Linked DNA regions of Homo sapiens: region 2 is linked to region 1. The links are chromatin contacts, found by Hi-C or POLR2A ChIA-PET in ENCODE. All regions are on one chromosome and are shown on one strand. Each heading gives the region's core, a stretch centred on a gene start or an enhancer-like site at or near the end of the contact. The rest is flanking DNA. Distances are from core to core; before and after follow the strand shown. Region 1 holds the start of CUL1 (cullin 1). Region 2 has its middle 25 kb from the start of ZNF786.

Region 1 (2,914 bases), core at 393-2,892:
TCCAAAAACAAACCTTCTTTAAACAAAGAAAAATCTCATCTCCAAATATCTTTTTCAAACAGAATGACTGGTTTTACATTTTAAACATCATTACATATTTTACTACGTAATACACTCTCCAGGATTTCAGAAAATCGGGTACATTTTCGGGTGCACCATGAAATGAAGTGTTAAACTTAAAACTGCACACACTTCTGCGAGGCGTTAAGCTATGCTTAGGTCCTAGAAGCTCATGGCTTGAAGTAAAAAAGGAATCTAGTTCCTCTTCTGCCGCTTCGTTAAGTGCATTCCAAAAAGTGTGATCGTTTACTCCACTCAGAACTTTTGACGATTTTAATGCTACTACAGGAAAGAGCAATTACACAGAGCAAACAAATATTTAAGTAGACTGCAATTCAGTATTTGCGCACTTACCACTAACCCCTACTACGAACCAGAAGCAACCAAGAGTGACCCAATCGGAAAAGAGAATCCTCTTTTTGGCAAAGCCAGCCAGGGAGAAAACCCTAACTTTGGGGATTCATTTCAAGGAATGTCTACAAGCATTCCTCTCTTTCTTATCTTATGTCTGCGCTACACAATACTGCACGGGTGGCAGAAACGGGGGTCTTTCAGATCTTAAGGGAAAAAAAAGCGACGACCCCCGAGTCTGGGGACCCCAAGTCCCAGCGGCCTGGCGGGCGCACGGCTACCCTCAGGGTCAGGGCGCGCGCTCCCGTTGGGACCGGGGGCGCGCCGAGGCCGCAGCGCAGGGCCCGGCCCGACTAGCGAGCGATAGGCGGGCGCCGGGGGGCTCTGTCCGGTTCGGCCGCCGGGCTAGCATCCCTGCGCGCATGCCCCGGCCCGCTCTCCCAGGAGAACGGGGCAAAAGGGCGACTGTTACCCAATAATAGCGCCCTGCACGTTCGCAACAATGCAGGCGGGGAACCCGAGAGCCGCGGGCAGGGAACCGGAAAGCGAGAGAGCCCGGCTCCGCGGCTGCTCCTGCGCTTGAGCCCAGAGCTCACAGGGGAACACGCGTCGGCCGGAAAGCAGCGCCGGGAAGAAGCGTGGGCGCGAGGGGGCAAGGGCACGGGTCCCGGCGTCCCGCGGAGGTCGCCTCACCAGGCGAGGCGCGGACGCCCGAGCCGCCCCGGGCCACACGTCGGCCCACCCTCCGAGAACCCAGCCCGGTCGCGGCGGGGAAAGGGGCCGGCGCCACCAGGCCGCCGCCTCCAGGCGCGATGAATCGTGCTTTTTCCCAGTGCGTAGTCCAGGCCTGGCCGCCCCGGCCCGTCCGGGGTGACTCAGGGCCCGGCCCCGCTCGCTCCTCTGCCACCTTCGGCGTCCTCCGCCCACGAGTCCCCCGGCCCGGCCGCCATTCTGCCCGGCCGCGTTTCGGCGGCTCAGGCCTCGCCAGGCGCCTGGTTTCGGCCGTCGCGGCCCGAGTCACTGCGACACCGCGGCTCGGGGCCGGGCCTGCGCCGCCGCCGCCGCCGCCACCTCCTCTCGGCCCCGGCGGCTGCCGACACTCACCCGCATCTCTGTGGTGCCCCAAAGGCTCCCGCGACGCCTCCGCCTGGTCCCTGGGCCTGGGCCCCGGCGAAAGCCCCGTCCCGCCAAGGTCTAGCTGCGTCCCTCAGCTACCGGGGCTGCCCCGCCTGGAGCTGCGTGCGACACGGCGCCCGCCTCCTCCTCCTCCCCTGCCCGCCCGGCCCTCCTCCTCCCGCCGCCGCCGCCTGCACCACGCAACCTCCGCCCTCTCGCCTTCCCTGCGCGGCTCCCCGCCCTCTCGGCCTCACCGGCTCCGGCGACCGCGGGGGAGAAGCTGTTGGGGGAGGGCCGGAACGCACCGCCATCGGCGTCCGGGGCGGGGGAGCCGGGAAACCGTCGTCGCCATCGCCCCGCCAGCCCGAGGCGCGGGAGGGGCCCGGAAAGCTCCCTCCCGCCCGCTCGCCGCTGCCGGCGGCCCCGGGGGCGCCCCTTCCGCGGCCGAGGCCCCCGCTCGCGTGGGGAAGCTTCTACCTGCGAGCCTGCGGCCCCTGCCCCCGGCACCCGAGACATCCCCGACCCGGCGCGCCGGATTCTCTGCCAGGTTTTACAGCCTCCCTCGCCTTGGGACCGCCGCGGAGGACCCGTTCCCGCCACTTCGGACCTCGCGAGCGGGGCTGAGCTGCTTGGGTCGGGGACACCACCAGCCTCTGGAGAAACGGCCCGAAGCACCCCGAAGAAGAGGGGGTCCCAGTCCCCTGCCCCTCCCTTGTGCGCACCCCCACCCCCAGCTTGCCTGGAACCTGACTCCACACCTTTGTCGACCGGGACAGGGACTGGGGGTTGCACCCCAGATCAGAAAGTCAGAGGTGGCCCTCCGAATCGGCGCGGACTTCCGAGGAACCTCAGCCAATTCTCGACCCCCTTACCACCTGCAAGGCCTTAGGAATCGGCTCCAGAAAGCTCGAGCTTATCTGCGTGTTTCGTTTTAAAAATCACTTCTAAGATAAAACCTAACTAGGCTTTCCCCTTCAGACTTTCAGTAACTCCTGTTTGGCAAATTTTGACATTCACTCTATCCTTCGTCTTTGTAAGGACATATCAAGACTTAGAAGGCTTTGATTACACATACGGATGGCATGAGTCGTGATATAAAATAGTATTGTTTTCACGTGTACTTCGAAGTCATCTCATTTGAAATTAACTGTCATAATTGACTATTTGGAATATTCAACCTAAATACTACCCGCTGCTGTGGTGACGGGGGGTGGAGGAAGCGTGGTGGAACCCCAACACCTAGTGAGGGGTGGCTGATTAATACCACGGCTCACAACATAACAGAGCGGCTCATTCCATGAACAACCCCGGGGGGATTTCGAATTCTATCATCTGGGCAAAAGATGTGATGAGTGTAACTTCCTGTTTTCTCCAAACTAAAACACTA
Region 2 (2,738 bases), core at 211-2,710, 370 kb before region 1:
CAGCCAAGGCGGGTTTTTTTTTTTTTTTTTAAGAAGGAGTCTCCCTCTGTCGCCCAGGCTGGAGAGCAGTGGCGCTATCTTGGCTCACTGCAACCTCCACCTCCTGGGTTCAAGCAATTCTGCCTCAGCCTCCCAAGTAGCTGGGATTACAGGTATGCGCCACCATGCCTGGCTAATTTTTTGTATTTTTAGTAGAGACGGGGGTTTCACCAGGATGGCCAGGCTGGTCTCGAACTCCTGATCTCGTGATCTGCCCACCTTGGCCTCCCAAAGTGCTGGGATTATAGGTGTGAGCCACTGCACCCGGCCCGCGGTTGGTTTTATGGACAGAAAAAGCTTGGGAAAAGCAGAAACAGAAAACTAAAAGTGGGTTGGTTGTTTCAAAGTTACTTTTTTCTTCTAAAGGTTAAAGCAGAGGGGGTGTCTTCTGGCCGGGCACGGTGGCTCACACTTGTAATCCCAGCACTTTGGGAGGCCGAGGCAGGTGGATTACCTGAGGTCAGGAGTTCAAGACCAGCCTGGCCAACATGGTGAAACCCCCGTCTCTACTAAAAATACAAGAATTAGCCGGGCGTGGTGACACACCCCTGTAATCCCAGTTACTTGGGAGGCTGAGGCAGGAGAAGTGCTTGAGCCCGGGAAGCAGAGGTTGCAGTGAGCCAAGATTGTGCCACTTCACTCCAGCCTGGCCGACAGAGTGAGACTCTGTCTCAAAAAAAAAAAAAAAAAAAAAAAGCAGAGGGGTCTTCCTTATGCTGGCCTGTTTGGTGATGTGGCACTTTTGCATGAGTAACTCCATCTTGGTGTGGTCTCTTGGAGCCTAGTGCTGGAGCTGAGTCCGAACCAATGGACTCCTATTATTTTATTTAATAACAGTTTCTTTTTTCTTTTTTTTTTTTTTTGAGACGGAATCTTGCTCTGTTGCTCAGGCTGGAGTGCAGTGGTGCGATCTCGGCTCACTGCAATCTTCACCTCCTGGGTTCAAGTGATTCTCCCGCCTCAGCCACCCGAGTAGCTGGGACTACAGGCGCGTGCCACCACGCCCGGCTAATTTTTGTATTTTTAGTAGAGACGGGGTTTCACCATGTTGGCCAGGCTGGTCTCAAACTCCTGACCTCAGGTGATCCGCCCGCCTCAGCCTCCTAAAGTGCTGGGATTATAGGCATGAGCCACCGCGCCCGGCCGATAACACAGTTTCATTGTGAAGACAGGCGGCTTGTAGTAGCAAAAATTGAAACCGAAAATGGCGACGTTACACATTCTCCAAATCCCTACTAATTTACATACCTATCAATTTCAGAGGCAATCTCGTGTAACCCTAAAGGAGGTTATCTCTGGAGAGCTTGGAGCAGCTCCAATTCAAGTTCAGAGATCCAGGGAGCCCAGAATGCACAGCGCCGCGGGGGTGCCTCCCGCCAGAAGGCGGCGCTGTGGGATCCCAGCCCGAGCCGTGTCCAGGCACAGGAAAGGCAGAGCGTTCTCAGCATGCCCTGCCTGTGCCCTGGGCAACGGCCGCCGCCGAGCGAGATCCCGGGGTCGCGCAGGGTGGGGCTGGGGCTGAAGGGCGCAGGCCCCGCGTACGGGGGCCGCCCCTGCTTTTCCTCCGCGAGACCAGAGCTTAGACTACGGCAGGACTAGTCCCTGGGGTTCCCCTTCGGGTGTCAGACCCTCTCTGGGCGGTCGCGGGAGGGCTCGGGCTCGCAGGATCTGCAGGTGTTGGGGCTGGGGCAGTGGGGAGTGGTCCGTGGGCCCAAGAGGACGAAGCGGAGTCGGGCGGTTCCGGCTGGGAGGAGGCGCCTCCCCGGGGCTGCCCTGACCTAGTAAAATCTGTGGGGAAGCCCTGGCCGGGGAGCCTTCCCCCAGCTCGCTCCCTGGGGCCTGGACAAAAGGCCGGGAAGGAAACGCAGCCCTGGGCTCTGCGGTCTTTGGAACAGAGACTGCGACTTTTCATCTTCGTTTCCCACCTAGTGTGGGGCCCCCGTGGGTGCTGTACAAATGCTGTGGAATCAAAGAATCAGTGGAGGAGTCCCGCACGCACCCATTGATTTTACTCAGTCCAGAGTTTCCGGAGAGTGCCTGCTTCCCTAAGCGCAGCTTGTGGGCGGAGACTCTGCTGGATGAGGTGCAGATTGGGAGAAAGAACAGGAAATTACGGGTGAGAAAAGAAAAGGATTCCCATAAAGGGCACATGTGAAAGTACAATGCTGAATTGCAATATTAGGCACTTCCATTTTCTTTTTATTTATTTATTTAAGACGGAGTCTCGCTCTGTCACCCAGGCTGGAGTGCAGTGGTGCCATGTCAGCCGACTGCAACCTCCGCCTCCCGGGTTCAAGCGATTCTCGTGCCTCAGCTTCCCAAGCAGCTGGGATTACAGGCGTGCGCCACCACGCCCGGCTAGTGTGTGTGTGTGTGTGTGTGTGTGTGTGTGTGTAGCTGGGATTACAGGCGTGCGCCACCCCCCCCCCCCCCCGGCGAGTGTGTGTGTGTGTGAGTGAGACGGAGTATCACTCAGTTGCCCAGGCTGGAGTGCAGTGGCGCGATCTCGGCTCACTGCAACCTCCGCCTCTCAGGTTCAAGTGATTCTCCTGCCTCAGCCTCCTGAGTTGCTGGGACTACAGGCACGCACCACCATGTCCGGCTAAGCTTTGTATTTTTAGTAGAGACTGAGTTTCACCATATTGGCCAGGCTGGTCTCGAACTCCTGACCACGTGCCCGCCTGCCTTGGCCTCCCAAA

What was found. Hi-C counts contacts between places; a loop is a spot of excess contacts on that map. ChIA-PET counts read pairs that join two places held with the same protein, here RNA polymerase II (POLR2A). Pooled maps may share reads with other maps.
Region 2: a loop to region 1 is called in a pooled map, with 15 times the contacts of the local background. The contact joins the enhancer-like site here to the promoter of CUL1 in region 1. A Hi-C loop is called at or near these places in 1 of 168 maps with a recorded cell type or tissue (CD8-positive, alpha-beta T cell), 3 of 37 single-sample maps with no recorded cell type and 14 of 50 pooled maps. POLR2A ChIA-PET finds 5 or more read pairs at or near these places in 1 of 52 experiments (PC-9).

What each region holds. Positions count from the first base shown.
Region 1 is chr7:148,697,631-148,700,544 of GRCh38, reverse strand. CUL1 (cullin 1) reads right to left here and starts at 1,642. Exons shown (of 22, transcript NM_003592.3): 1 at 1,516-1,642. RefSeq lists silencers at 638-737, 1,038-2,067, 2,728-2,787 and enhancers at 615-1,340, 2,408-2,457.
Region 2 is chr7:149,064,658-149,067,395 of GRCh38, reverse strand. No RefSeq gene overlaps it. Among named protein-coding and RNA genes, the nearest start is that of ZNF786, 25 kb to the left of the region's middle. RefSeq lists a silencer at 1,490-1,719 and an enhancer at 1,209-2,091. Within about 2 kb of position 1,460, at least 38 of the 41 ENCODE cell types and tissues checked have a DNase peak (open chromatin) inside an H3K27ac peak, as active enhancers do; they include CD8-positive, alpha-beta T cell and PC-9, where a contact is called at or near this core.